Linked DNA regions of Mus musculus: all the other regions are linked to region 1. A link is a loop called in an ENCODE intact Hi-C map of the cell type or tissue named here. Cell type or tissue: heart. All regions are shown on one strand. Each heading gives the region's core, and the rest is flanking DNA. Links, peaks and the distances in the headings are about the cores only.

Region 1 (4,873 bases), core at 1,141-3,640:
AGCCGTGGGTGTGAACCGCTCGCACACTGTTGGTGTGGACCACTTGCACAGACATGTGAAACACTCAATGGTCTGTTTGAAACCCATATCCCATCACCACTAGCAGCCTAACCCTGCCCTGCTACCCTTTGGTCCAGTGGAACGATCATGCCTCCTACAAACATGCATTCTGCTGACAGGAAAGTAAATCACACACGTGTGTCGAATGTCCCGCCTAAGTCAGATCATCTATGAAAGAGCTGATTGTTATAATCTCATTTTGAGTGTGTTAGAAAACAACACGCAGAATCCACATATGTACGATAAGGTTGGAATAAAAATGGGGATTTCAACAAACTCCCATCCGGAGGTTTTAACGAATAAGAGAAAAATAAAAAGACCTTTTGCAAGAGGGAAAAAAATGAACAACATTGGTTTTGTTACAGTTTAAGAGGAACCTACCCAAAATCACAGAACTGAACAGCTAATCCCTGTTGACACAGCAGAGTGGACTGAGTCTGGGCTTCAGGGCCTTTGATTTCTACTCACAGCCATTAGCATCGGTCTGACTGCTGAAATCCTGCAGGCAGGAAGCCAGAGGCGGTCAGGAGAGCTGAGCCCAAGTTGGCTGTATTCTGGGTTCTCTGTGAGGCCCCAGGGAAGATAAATGAACCCTCAGCCTCTCTCCCTACACCGACCGACCGCTGCCTTCCTGCAGACTCCAGATCTCCTTCTGAGAGATGCAATCTGAAGTCTCAGCCATATAATAAGGGTGAATTTCTGACTGGTCCCAATTCCACAACTCTCACAAAGAAAGTAAAATCTGCCCAAAGTTTCTAACTTCAGATAACCTTCTAGGTTATCTGAAGAGCCGGAAAGATGGCCCCACAAGGACAAAGGCCCCAAGGGTCTGGCACCCTCCACGGCCCATGTGGATACCTGCATATGCAGATGCACATACACAAACAAAGATAAAATAAAAATCTTTTAAAAAGAAAAGTCCACTTGAACTCATAATTTAATTTTTTCTCACTAATGTTCCTTAAAATTTGCAAATTTCCTTTTTCCTTCATAGACCACGCATTGGGGGAAAATACTGGTTGCTACCTACACAAATTCCCAAAAATAATGTCCAGTATGTTACTTTTGTAGTAGTAGTAGGAATAGTTGTTGTTGTTGTTGCATTAATTGCTGAATCATCATAAAAATATTTTTAAGTGATGTGGGACAAGTTTTTCTAGTGAGGAGGACTGAGTTGCTTCCCTCCACTTCATTATTTGTCCGTATTACATAATACTTAATTTTCTCTCTTCAGGAGCATAATGAGATACAGACAGACAGACAGCAAATGTCCTTGCTGGAATTAGTGTGCACACTCATCAGTTATGTGCAGCCGATCAACATCTGCTTTCTAGTACAGAGCGGCCAAAGCTTCTCTCACGCAGACTCACGGATCCTTCAGAGCAACTGAATTTCAGGCAATGGCATTGCACAGCACGTGACTTGTCTCCAGTGAAGCACAGCGCCAGACACTGCAGGAGTTACATAACCACAGGCTGCTGCTGGCAGAGCCGCCTCAGTGGCTCAGCCGTCCGTGTCTCCTCCAACCACACCCTGCAGCTCTGATATGCAGTGTACACATGTGTTGTCATGTGCCTGGGGACTTTCTTGGCAGTGAACACAAGACACGGTTTCCTGCCTACCAGTAGGGAGAGGTCTTTTTTAAAAGTGATCACACTGTATACAGATCATATCAGGACAGAAGTCACCACAAGCCACAGCAAAAGCAGGTGTCAAATGTACACTGTACAACTCTCCCCCTGCCCTTTCAAATAAACTTTTAGATTGTGGCTACATTGGGATAATTTATTTAAGATGTTATAGTAAGTATAACCAATTGTCAATCATAAGTGTTTCTCCAAATGTGAGCCCCAAGGAACAACTAACTCCAGACACACATGGTTTGTTCCCAGCGCTTGGACAGAACACGCACTATCATGAGATATCATGAGTATATCTAGTTTCCTGGTGATGCTACTCTGTTAACGCTGAGCTCACATGAGTGTGGTGAATGTGACTGAGCATCTACGCACCCCCAGGCCTTCTCTTATGCTAATGCTGGGCCCTAGTGAAAAAGCACTGAATGCCAAATGGACACCTATCCTTTTCTGTATTCGAATTCTCATTCTAAAAAAAAAGTCTATCTACATACAAAGATCCTGAACCCAGGTATAAAGCAATCAATGTGTGCCTGCTATTTTCAAAAACAAGAGCTTGGCAGGCAACCTGCGATGGTATGAACTTGACACATGAAGAGAAAGCAGAGACTACCCACAAACACACAGAAGAAGTGACAAACATGTGTTTTTCAGGATTCCAAGATGCACCTATGTCTTTATTAAATACCAAAGTAATACCGAAGGAAGCGATTTAATATTACAGTAGCTAAAATTAAACAGGGGAAGAGTTGTTTAAAATAACACCAATGACTAGAATTCTGAATAAAACCTGAACTAGATTTAGGTAGAAACAGTTTTGATCTCACCTGGCTTGAATATTTAAAATTATATAGTGAGAATTCAAAGTATCAATGAGAAGAAATGAAAACATTTATATAATTTAAAGGTTTGTACTCAGCTACTCCAAGAGACATCATTTATGGAACAGTGACGCCTACTGGTAACTTGTGATATTGCATCTCAATTGTAGCCCTGCTCTATGGTCTGCCCACTGACATCTAAGGAGGCAGGGAGGCCATATACACAGGTGTTGAAGTTGGAGCAACCAAAATATGTTATAGACACTCAGAAGTATGTCACAAATAATGCTATTAGTTTGTGCAAATAATTTATGCTTAAAAAATGAATCCAGGCCTGACAAGATAGGCAAGTAAGCCTGGTTCAAACCTAAGCTTAATCCAGCCTCACTCACAAAGTTGTCCTCCTCCACAGCACCCACTATAGTAAGTGATTTTCAAAAGATTTCAATGTAAATATTGCTACCAGGAGGTGAGCCATGAAGACAGGGACCAGCAAGAGAGCAGCATCCTCAAGTCCCTATGGCCTGCCCATCACCAAAGCTTTCCAAAGCCCAGGTCTCCACGCCCTCTCTTCTATACCTTCTGTCTGATACATTTTAGTTTGGGTTTTATGACAGACATACAAAGTTATCCTTGATCAGATATATCTCAAATACATCTCAGAAGTTCCGGTCTGGACAGCTACAGTCCTCTTCCACGGACCTCACTGTCTTGGGTATTGCTCACCAACGTCATCACATCAGGTACACCTCAAAGAGTGAGCCAGCTCTCATCAAAACCCCCAAGCCAGTAAGTTCAGGGATGAATTCCACTCTCACAGCCTTGACTATCATACCTTGGGAAGATAGTTTGAACTCTCCAAATCTATACTCCAGGATGACAGAAACAAGCCTCCATACCTCACAAACAGGAAACTCAACACACGGCAAACTGTATCCTGAGCATGGTGTGTGCATACGTTTGCCTGTGCTCCATCCTAGGCAGTGATCCCCATCTTCTAGGATATTTCTCTTTCCGTGACCCTAAGGCCTATAAGACTTACTTCTTAAAATTAGCTCTTCTCATGGGCCTGGAAAAACGGCTCAGTGGTTAACAGCACTGGCTACTCTTGCTCAGGAGCCTGGGTTCAACTCTCAGCTCCCACGGGGTGGCTGGGTACCCTCTGTAACTCCAGTTCCCAGGATGCCATGCCCTCTTTAGGACTCTACAGGTACTGCATACACATGGTACATATACACGCATACAAGCAAGACACCTCTATACATAAAGCAATAAGAATTAAGTCTTCAAAGTGTCATTTCTCTCTCCATTCCTGAGCCATTCATGGGACACAATTTATACCTAGTTAGACCAGTATAACCCTGCCAGACCCAGAACCCAGCTTCTGAGTCCATCGCTGTCAACATTCCTGCTGGGATTCATCATCCATGAATCAGGAGTCTTGGCTCCCATTGCAGTACCAAACAGTCTCCAGCTCCTTGCTCTCCGCCTCATGCAGACTGCTCTGTCCTCTTTCTCATCATAGAATCTACATTCTTCATTGGCTTAGGTGAGTCCAGGACACTTTGTATACATTGCAGTCAAAGAAACGCACGGGGTTCTTAGTCTCATAAAAGTCACTGTCATTGAGGAAACACATAACTACAAGAACAGAAGTGATCCAGAAGGGACATCCTCTGAAACTCGCTAAGACAGACAGTAAGTGAGGAGCTGTGTCTGATAGGCTCACCCTGAGAGGCACTGGATGTGACTCTAAAGAAGCAACCAGGCACACGGACTACAATAGGAACAGCATTCCAGGCAAAAGGAACAGACAATGTAAAAAGCACCAATGAAGAAAGAGAGAGGACATGTGACCACGGGACAGTCACACAGGAGAGAGAGGCTGGGATGCTCGACGGAATGCTGGGCCCTATGGAATCTGGTAAGAAATGTGAATTCCTCTTGACCAGTAACAGAAAACCCTTGTGGGGCACTAAAAGGCACATGACATGAGTTAAGACATGCTGTACAACCTTTACAGAAAGAGCAGACTGACATTCACAAACGTGGGGACAGAGGAATTGGGAGGTCATGTGCCTTGCCTCCTCTCAGTTGCTGACATGAAACTCCACCCGCCAAAAGCCACTTACAGAAGAAATGGTTTATTTCAGCTTCCAGACCACTATCCATCATAGAGGGAAGTCAGAGCAGAAACTCAAGGAGAAGTTTGAGTCACAATCCATCGGGAGAATTCTGATAGATGGCTTGCACCCAGGGTCATGCCTAGGTAGCTTTCTTACATAGCCCAGTATCACCGCCTAGAGAATGGTGCTGCCCACAGTGGGCTGGACCCTCACATCAGCTAATAATCAA
Region 2 (4,873 bases), core at 1,569-4,068, 49 kb before region 1:
TGGACCCCACGCAGATGCTCACTCGGACACCTCATGCTTAGCCAACAAAGCCTGCACTGCTGCAGCTCAGCTCCAGAGGACCCGAAAGCAAGGAACATGGAGTTGCATTTACCTGAGTGCTTCCGGGACTTAGGCTGCGCCTGCCAGGCCAGAAAGGTTAGTGAGGAGAGTGTGTGTGAATGAACGAGTGCAGGTCCATTCTACCATTTATTTGCTTTTTGCTGTTTGTAAATAAATAAAAGTACTAGAACCTTTTCCACCGTGTTTCGAGGGATTTGTTTTACGCCATGTTTTATGGCAATTCTCAACACAGTGTTAGGAAGGCTGGGAACCACTGCAAAGGAGGTGACCACAGACAAGATCTGACATTCACATGCCACACACACGGGTCTGAGATCTGCATTCCCATGTCACACACAGAGCTGAGATCTCCATTCTCCTGTCACCCAGGGATCTGAGATCTCCATTCACACATAGGTCTGAGGTCTCCATTCACGTGCCACACACAGATCTAGTCAACAAAGATCTGAACTGAGAGCTACATTTCAGACACTCAGTTCAGCAGAGTCTTTTCTTTTGAACAACATGAAGTTTAGAGTTCAATAGCGTAAGTACATTGTGAAAAGTAATTTTACACTGTGTATCAACAGCCACAGGAATTAAACCCCTTGAAATTTACCCTAGGAAAATCATCAGGACAGCAGACAAAGATTAATGTATAGGGTGTTAATCACAGCACAATTTATAATATCAATTATATTAGGAAACCAAATGCTTAACAATAACAAGTGATTATATAAATTACAGTACATTCAAATGATGCCTAATTATGCAGATATTAAAATTACATTTTCAAAGGCCATTTATTGATTCAGAAAAATGCTCATGAAAAAAATTAAAGCTTTCATTTTGAGAAGATTTCCATGTAACCAATTAAAGTGAGCATTATTCCTGTTTTCTTCTGGTTTTCTATTTAACACATCTTCCTGCCCACAAAGCATCTAACATTTCTTCATTTATTCCTCTTATGTTGTTATTTTGTGGTTTGAAACAGGGTCTCATGCTAAAGCTTAGGCTGGCCTGGAACTCACAGCTGTCCACTTGTCTCAGCCACCTGAGTTCTGAGATTACAGAGGCATGGGCCATGACACCCAGCCCTCTTCATATACATCTTATTTCAGCCAAGAGTCAAGTAAAGAGACTCAGACAAGAGCAGACAAGTTGCCCGATGAAGCCAGAGAGGTGATGTGGCTTAAGACATGATGAAGTAGACAGAGGAATGAGAAATGCCCTAGACAGTCGTAACAACTGTTTCCAAAAGAAATCCCAAGGAGAGAAGGGATGGGTGGAAACAGGAAAATGGAGACCAGTGCACAGACAAGCCCTAAAGGCAGGGAGGGCTGCGGGGTGGTAAAGAAATTCACAGCAGGACACTGCAGAATCAAAGCTGAAGAATTTCCCTTTGTGATATATTAATAGTTTTATGTAGATCAGACAAGACACTTACAGGAAGCACTATTTGTTTCTTGTAAAGTTGACCATAGGAAGGGCCCAGGGGGTTGTCTAGGCTGAGAAGCAGAACCGCGTCCCTGCCATGAAAAGCATTAGCAACAAAACCCGAAAGTCTGAGAGCACCAAAATAAACTGTCTGTGTGAAAGGTGATTATGGTAACCGAGGAGGGAGCTGCGGTTCAGTTCTCGAATGACTGGGCTGTGCAGAGGCAGCCACAGATCTGCAAGGTCATCAGCTGCCTTCCTGTCCCGCTCCCACCTTCTGAGGAAAGCTGCACAGGCAGGACCCATCCACAGCCCCTCCTGAGAAACAGCTGCCCGGCTTGCACTCTCTGCATGCGCGGAAGACGTTTACATAGTAGGTTCACAGGGAACACGGCTGACCAGAAAACCAAATACAATGTCCCAGCCTAAAGCAAGCAACAGGGTCCACTCATGTAAGAATCAAAAGAGCCCAAGGTCGGTGAAAGTTGCTAATCTTTTCATGGAAAACCAGTGGTGGAATTAACTCCATAAGGAAAGTGGCACATGCCGAAGAGGGAATGATTTCCTATTTCTCTAAATGAAAGAAGCAGCCAGCTGTACCATCGGCTACACACAACAGAATGGAGCCTGCACGATGTCCATGTCGGGAGTTCACCCTGACGACGACGACTTTCTAAAAGGACCTCTGTGGACTCAGATAAAGCACGGGGCTGATGTGTTCAGCAGCTCACAACCCACTTCCTCCCTTACTCAGCCTGGTCCTCTCTCTGTCCGGAAGCCTGGCTTCCTTCATGTAGCTGTGTGATGTGGCATACCCTCATTGCCCTGTGAACTACTGCTTTGCCAAAGTTTTGCTTGGGGGAAGTTTTTACAAAGCCCTCTGCAGGACCCTGGCTGTTTCCGCATCTGCCACCTCCTCACTTCCTCTCTGACCTCTCTGACTGCCCCAATTCATTGGGATCAGTGAACTTCACACTTGCTTCTTAGTTGTGTGTTCTCTTCGAGCTAAGACCCATTCTTTAGTTGTGTTTTCTGCTCTTCCCTACTAAGATGGAACTGACCTAACACGATCTTTTCTCAGGTTTGATGTCCACTCCTATGCCGGTGTCCTCAGACTTCAAGTTTGCTTGATGCATGATGCTACTCACACATGCCAAGAGACAGCCACCACAGATGGGGCAGGACCCACTGCCCAGGAAGAATATGTAGCAATTCTAGTCCCTGCTCTGCCCTAATCTCTGCCTCCTCCCCTGACTGGCCTCAGCCTCTAAGGCAACTCCCTCCTTCCTGTGGTCCTGTGTCTCAGCATTACTTCTGGCATGCTACGTGATGCTAACTCTCATCTGGGGATTTATTTATTTCTGTTCACATTCAAGGTTATTCTCTCTCGTTCTTTTTTTTTCCCCCTAGTTTGACTCAGCCTCCATCACCTGACTTTTCTTTCTCTCTGAAAGAGGACTTTCCCACATCCTGAATCTCCATCTTTCTACTTCCCTCAACTTGTCTGTCAGCTTCTATTTTTGTTCCTCGATACCTAACATGCCTTTCCATGTCTGCAGCTGTAACTTAGCGCCCTCGCCCTGTGGGCCTGTGTCTGTGTCCTGGCAGTCTATGAGAACCCCGTGTGTCTCACTGCATCAACTGCTTCACCAAAGTGCAGCAACCTGAGCTGGTAGCTTTTAGAATCTGATTTCTTCCCTGAAGACTTTTTAAAAACATTATTCAAATTTATACCCATTAGATGGTCACAAAGGTAGAAGGGCACAGGAAATGTCCAAAGAGCAACCTTTAAAACTAAAGAACCTTTAAAACTGTTCAGAATCTGACCTTCCATCCATCATTGTTTACTTAATCAACAGAAGAGATGGATGGGAAAGCAGGTAGGAGAGGGGGCTGGTGGGAGGAAGTGGCTGGGACGTTTGAGATGTTTTCAAAAACCTGAACTTTATTCTCTAAAACTGATAGGGCCTCTTGGAGACAAAAGTCAAGTCATTATGTGCATACTTAAAGTTTTAAGTTTTAAACCTGAGTTAGAGGATATAAGCTTAAATTTGAATGTGTTTGTAGAATTGAGCTTATCAAGTAACTCCTAACAAATATTGATACTTACAAACAACAGAACGGAAACCGTTACTCTGAAGAAACCTAAGTCTTAGTTTCAGTCATAGTCAAGTGAAGAGCAAACTTACTGACTTCTATTAAAGGCTCGCCAAGCTGTGATTTAGGACTGAGCTCCCTGCTGGGCTAGCCCTGGCTAAGGTGTGGAGCACCTATACCCAATTCTTTCACATTCTGCGTCCACAGAAGCCTCTCCTCCCTGTCCTACGGCTCTGGCTTGAGACTGCTTACTCCTTCCAGACCCAGAAGTCGTCCGCCCAAGCCTCCTTTCCCTTTCAACTCCTCCTTAGCCAGAAGTCCTAGTCAGAAGCCGTCTGCCCGAGCCTCCTTCTCTTGTCAATTGCTCCCTAGTGTACCCTGAATTGCATGACTAGCCCTGCTGAGGACTTAGCATTTTCTCCAACTGAAACCTAGGAGGGCAGGCACCGAATAAATCAGAGCACCAGATTGTAAACATAAAACAGTAAGTCGTGGGCATGAGACACAATAGCCAGACAAGCAAGACAGATGCAGATAAAAACATGGCACCTGATGGGCCAGAATGTAGATGTTGTGTCCAACGTCTTTTGGAGAAACACCATCATCCCCTCCCTCCTCGTCCCCATGGTCACATTCCAGGCCTTGGTTATAGGCATTCTTCATGACATCCACCTAGAGACAAATAAATAAATAAATAAATAAATAATAAAGTCTGAAAGGTGGTGGCAATGCTTCAGGTTGTCTAATCATGAACACTGTGTACCCATGCACGAATCTAATTGAGCTCACCAAGCTAACAGCCAACTATACCCAGAAATCATTAAACTAAGGCCAAAAAATATGTCTATAAATAAATTTGTTTATTGATGTTGATATATATATATATATCAACATCAATAAACATATATCAAAAGGCATCTGTATATAGCTAAGTAGAGCATGGCAAGTTAGTTAAGAAAAGTGCTTAAAATATATCAGGCTGGATTGATAGCTCAGGATTAAGTGTGCTTCCTGCTCTTGCAGAAGACCCCAGGTCAATTCCCAGCGCCCACATCCAGGTTCTCTACTCTGGCTCCAGGGCATCCAACACTCCAACACCCTAGCGCATCCACCATCCTGAGTCACAAGGGCCTTCACTACGTGTTTTCTGCTCCCCAGTGCCAGTCATCCTGCTCCTACCAACCCAGTCAGAGCAGGGTGGATGCCACCCAACTGCCATAGCCTGGAGAAGTGTTCTCACCAGTTCCCTGGGTCTCATGTTGAAAAGAATTCTCTCTGC
Region 3 (4,873 bases), core at 1,569-4,068, 440 kb before region 1:
TTGCAAGTTGTTTCTCTCGGGAAGTTTGTTGTCATGATAGAAAACCAATGTTCAGGGCCAAGCAGTTAGGCAAAGTAGAATTCCCCCTAACTCTTCCTGTTTCTGTTCAGACATTCAAAATATTAAATGGCGGCCATCTGCGATGGAGAGAACCACCAACCCAAATGCTACAACCGGGAGGGCTCTCCCAGACACACTTGGAGAAGCCGGTTGCCCGTGAGCCAGTCAAGATGACTAAACTGCACAGGGAAGGGAAACAGAGCAGGGAGAGAGTGATTTCCGAGTGAATGAGCTGATGGCAATCAGCGTCATTTATCAAGAACCAACTAAATGAGCCTCAGCCTTTGGAGACGACACGGGAAGCCAAGATGGGACTTTTACAAACAAACAAAACAATCAAATTGTGCCTGTTGTGTGGCTAATCTCGGTTGTCAGTTTGATGAGCTCTAGACTCCTCTGTGAGACGAACCTCTGGGTGGGTTTGAGGAGGCTATCTTGATTCTACTACAAAGTACTAAAAGATCTGCCCACCAATGGCGCCATTCCCTCCATTCGAGTCTCAGACTGAATACAAAGAAGAAAGGCAGCTGAGCCCAGACACCCACCATTCTGCTTCCTGATTGCTGCACTGTGACCAGCCACCTCAAGCTCCGGATGGACTGCACCCTGGAACTGTGAGACAAGACAAACCCTTCCAAAGCTGCTTTCCTTGGGACAGCAGATGACTCGGTTCTTGTTTTCTGTATGTTACTTGTATTGTATGTACTGTATGTTACTGTATGGTACCAAACTCAGTGGGAAGGAGACAGCTCCACCCCACACCCTCAGCCCTGCTCCCTGCGTTCACAGCAATCCTCAGGGCTCTATCCACTGCACACATGCGTGCCCAGTGAGTCTTTGATAAAATTAGCTACAGTTTTTCCATGAATATCCTCCTTGCTCATATAGGGTACGTGGAGTTATGCTTGCTAGGAAGTTAAGCTGAACAAACCCTGGAGCTTTTCTCTTCTCGATAACCAGTGAACTTTGACGGTGACCTCCCATTTGCCTCAGTGTGTCTGAGCTAAAGAGTCTTTTGGGCTTCTATGTAGTAGGGGACTCTGCAGTAAAATGCGGGCATGGTGGTGTACATTGTTAAATCCAGGCACTTAGCAAGCACGGACAGGCAGATCTCAAGAGTAGGCAAGCCTGATCTACATTGTGTCCAGCCCCACTAAATAAATAAATAAATAAATAAATAAATAAATAAATAAATAAATAAAACTATGGCAAGCATTTAGTCACTTTTCCTCCACCCGAACGTGGTGACACTACTTGAGCTAGAACACACTCAGGGTGTTGTGGAGTCCAGGACATAGTCTTATGGCTCCAGCCACAGAGTGAGTTCCTCTATTCCTGCCCCTGCCTGGCACGTGAATAACTTCTGACCATTAGCTGGACAGGGACAAAACCCCCACCGCCCTGTCCCAGCCAGCTACAGTCAGTATTCCTGTTTTGAACGGATGGACACCAAGCGAAGGGCATCAACTATTGATTGTATTTCATGGAACAGACTCGGCTCCCTGGGATCCGGGTCACAGACACACAACCTCTACCCCTAGGCAAGGCCCTCAGAAGGCCCTGCTCTGGCGTCACTAGTCACCTGCCACCATCACAGGACTCTTCATCATCCCATCTGTACTTTGTAAAGGAAGTCTCTTGGGACACAGGGCCATGAGCAAGAGCAGAGGTGACCTTCGTGACCAGCACACATCTGCTATTCCTTACTTCTTGTCTACATGCCGAATTCTCGATGTCCCAGTACCACAGAACAGCAGGCTTCAGGGGTGAGGTCACTGTGGGAAAGCCATCGGCTCCCATAGAACCTGGACTCACAGTGACACAACACCCTGGCCCGGGAAACAGGAGGCTGAGAGGTCCTGACATGCCCTCCATTACTCCCATCTCTTTGCCAGCCATGTATGCTGAAGCTATCGAGCGAGGCCAAAGGTGACGGGGGTGGAGCCCCCTCTGGCCCACTTCTCTCTGCTTGTCATGAGAGTTCATTTGCTGTTCTTTTCACATTGATTGGCACTATATAAGATGGGTAAATTGATTTAATATTTAATTTTTTTTCCTAGATTCGCATTTGAAACTGCCAATATTAAAACGTGGCGAGCAGAGAGAAGTCAGGGCAATTCATACTGTCACTGTCACAATTTCCTTTTCTGTCAGCACTGAGTCCTGTAAACTACATGGCTGACTAGAACTGGAAAAAAAGCTAGGAGGGAGAGAGGGAGAGAGAGAGGGAGAGGGAGAGGGAGAGGGAGAGGGGAGAGGAGGGAGAGAGGGAGAGGGAGAGGGAGGAGAACAGAAAGAAACAGAGAGGAGAGACAGGCAGGCAGGCAGGCAGGCAGAGCGACAGACAGATTTAACAGCCATTCCTCTCAGAAATTGTTGGAAAAGTGTTCTAAGTACTCATTCTGAAAGACTAAGACATTGTAAATGTCTCCATTATTTTTATTACTTCATTTATTTTCCATTCATAAGGTTCCCTGGGTGATTCAAGAACTCAGTGCCTGCAGTAGCTAATAACTATACACTAGGGGGCAGCAGCCACCGCCAGTCTACTGGCCGGTGCTGCGAAGCTAGGTGAACCGATCGGAGCAAAGGCGGGCCTCCATACCCAGGAAGGGAACTGCTTGCAAGAATCATTGATTCTGAAAGAGGATGTTCTTCTTATGCCAAGGACCTAAATGGGTCCTTTACCAGTGAAGAAACAGCAGTGAGCGTGTTTTATAGGCTAATATGTCACTGAGTGTCTCTGAGGCAACGGGACGTCACATTTTGTAGAATCTTCAAATGTAAAATTAGTGTTTCTGTAAGGTCTTGTAGTAATTGGTGGTTTCTTTCTTTTCTTTTTTTTTTTTTTAACCTACTATGAATTTGACCCATGCTGCAGAGGTCACTATAATCAAGTGTGAACACTTTGTAGTAGAGGCTTTGAGGGACACTGCCAGGGTTAGGGTGACAGACACCGACTGGCTGGGAACACTGGAGCGTCAGAGTGTCACATGAGAATGTTTACAAAGGCAGGGCTGTCTGTTACTTCCCTGGTTGCTATGACAAAATGTCTGGCAAGAGCAACTTATGGAAGGCAAGGCGGGTCGAGAGTCTGTCACGGTGGGGTGGGGTGGGCACGGAGCGTATGAGCTACTGTTCGCACTGTATCTGCAGTCAGGAATCTGAGCCAGATGAACGCTGATGCTCAGCACACTTCCTTCTTTTTATCTGGTCTAGGACCCAGAGCACAGCATGGTGCTAACCATGGTTGAGGTGAGTCTACCCCTTAACGCTACCCAGAAACTCCCTTACAGACACACCCAGAAGTCTATCTCCCAGATCCTGTAAAGATGGCAATATTAACCACCACAGGGGGTTACTTACAAAGCTAGGGCAGAGGGCAGCATCACCCAGGGCTCGAGTGTTCCCAAAGACAGCTTGGAATACTGTACTCATGTGATCCAACAAAATACCCAAGTAAGAATTTTATTAAAAGTAGATTTAAAGTTCCATAAGACAGCACAATAAGAAACCACTTCTGACTCCAGACTCCGAGACAACACTTAAGAGAGAGCATCTTTCTACCCGAGTTAGTGGCTCTCAAATAGAGCAGTTCCATAAACCAGGGGACATGCAGAAATTCCCAGAGCTGTCTTTGGTGGTCCCAGAAACTGGAGGCATTATTTCCCTTTAATATGGTGGTGAGATAACTCAGTGGCAAGAAGACAGCATTGCCATTTTTAAAGTGGGCCAAGGACTCTGACAATTTGCAAATCATGTGAGCAGTCTCCAGGTTCATGGGAAAAACAAAAAAAAACAAAAAAAACCAAACAAACAAAAACAACCCCAACAAATTAGACAAACAAGACAGAAGTGACAATAGTGAGTGTGGAGAAAGGGGCTCCTGGCACACACTGGTGAGCATGAAAGCCACACAGACATCCTGGATAACAGCATGGGAATCCCACATGGAGCCAGCATGCCTCTCTGGGGTCTACACCAAAGGTGAACGTCACTGTGTCGAAGGGATAACCACACCCATGCCTACTGCAACACACTTCACAACAGCCATGTGGGATCTCACACACACACACACTTGCAGTGTGCACATGCATGCACATACACATGATGACCTATTACTCTGTTCTACAAAGGAAGAAATTCGTTATTTGTGACAACACAAATGAACCTGGAGGACATTATACTTAATAATAATAATAATAAATAATAATTCAGACAAAAAGACAAGTATCCATATTCTTATTTAGGAGTGGTGTGTATGTATGTGTGTTTATGTGTACATGAGTGTGTATATGTGTGTGAGTGTGTGTATGCATGTATGAGTGTGTATATGTCTGAGTGTATGTATGTGTGTGCATGTGTATGTGTGTATGTATGTTTGTGTGCATGTGTGCATATGTGTGAGTGTTTATATGTGTGTGTGAATGTGTATATGTGTGTATGTGTGTGTATGTAAGGGCTTGTTTCTGCGTGTGTGTGTGTGTGTGTGTGTGTGTGTGTGTGTGTCTTCAGATTCAGAAGTACAGACTTGCATAGCAGCTGGGAGGAAGCAGAGTGGATTGGGGTAAGGGTTCAGATTTGGGCCAAGTACATAGCATGAGCTTGACATCAGGAATACTCCTGACAATTCAGGGGACAGCAGGGCAGTCAGAGGTAAACAGCTAAGGCGCGTGCTTCAAATGTCTCACTGTAAACTCTGATGTGATAGGTCAATAGACAGGTTATTAGTTAATGTCATCACCTCACATACAACAAATATCAGCACTCTACAAACGCAACCGTATGATGATCTGCTCATCAAACTCATTGT

The links. Peaks named below come from ENCODE experiments on the same cell type or tissue, not always from the same donor. Only the 100,000 strongest peaks of a DNase experiment are listed, where the experiment ranks them.
Region 2: it touches region 1 in a loop (2.2-fold over the local background); 2 of 42 quality-filtered maps call a loop at or near these places.
Region 3: a loop joins it to region 1, with 9 times the contacts of the local background. A loop is called at or near these places in 40 of 42 quality-filtered maps.

The regions. Positions count from the first base shown.
Region 1 is chr6:146,269,783-146,274,655 of GRCm38, forward strand. All of the region lies in intron 37 of Itpr2 (inositol 1,4,5-triphosphate receptor 2), which reads right to left. Among named protein-coding and RNA genes, the nearest start is that of Gm35596, 52 kb to the left of the region's middle. In heart, for the core only: CTCF peaks have their summits at 1,688 and 2,661; a DNase peak (open chromatin) is centred at 1,549.
Region 2 is chr6:146,219,866-146,224,738 of GRCm38, forward strand. Itpr2 (inositol 1,4,5-triphosphate receptor 2) reads right to left here. Exons shown (of 57, transcript NM_019923.4): 44 at 4,835-4,873; 45 at 4,144-4,266. It overlaps Gm35596 (a long non-coding RNA gene), which reads left to right. Exons shown (of 5, transcript XR_378174.4): 1 at 1-156. Among named protein-coding and RNA genes, the nearest start is that of Gm35596, 2.6 kb to the left of the region's middle. In heart, for the core only: a CTCF peak has its summit at 3,079; a DNase peak (open chromatin) is centred at 2,276; H3K27ac peaks cover 1,591 bases.
Region 3 is chr6:145,827,702-145,832,574 of GRCm38, forward strand. No RefSeq gene overlaps it. Among named protein-coding and RNA genes, the nearest start is that of Gm38927, 12 kb to the right of the region's middle. In heart, for the core only: no CTCF peak of the experiment used is centred there; a DNase peak (open chromatin) is centred at 2,630.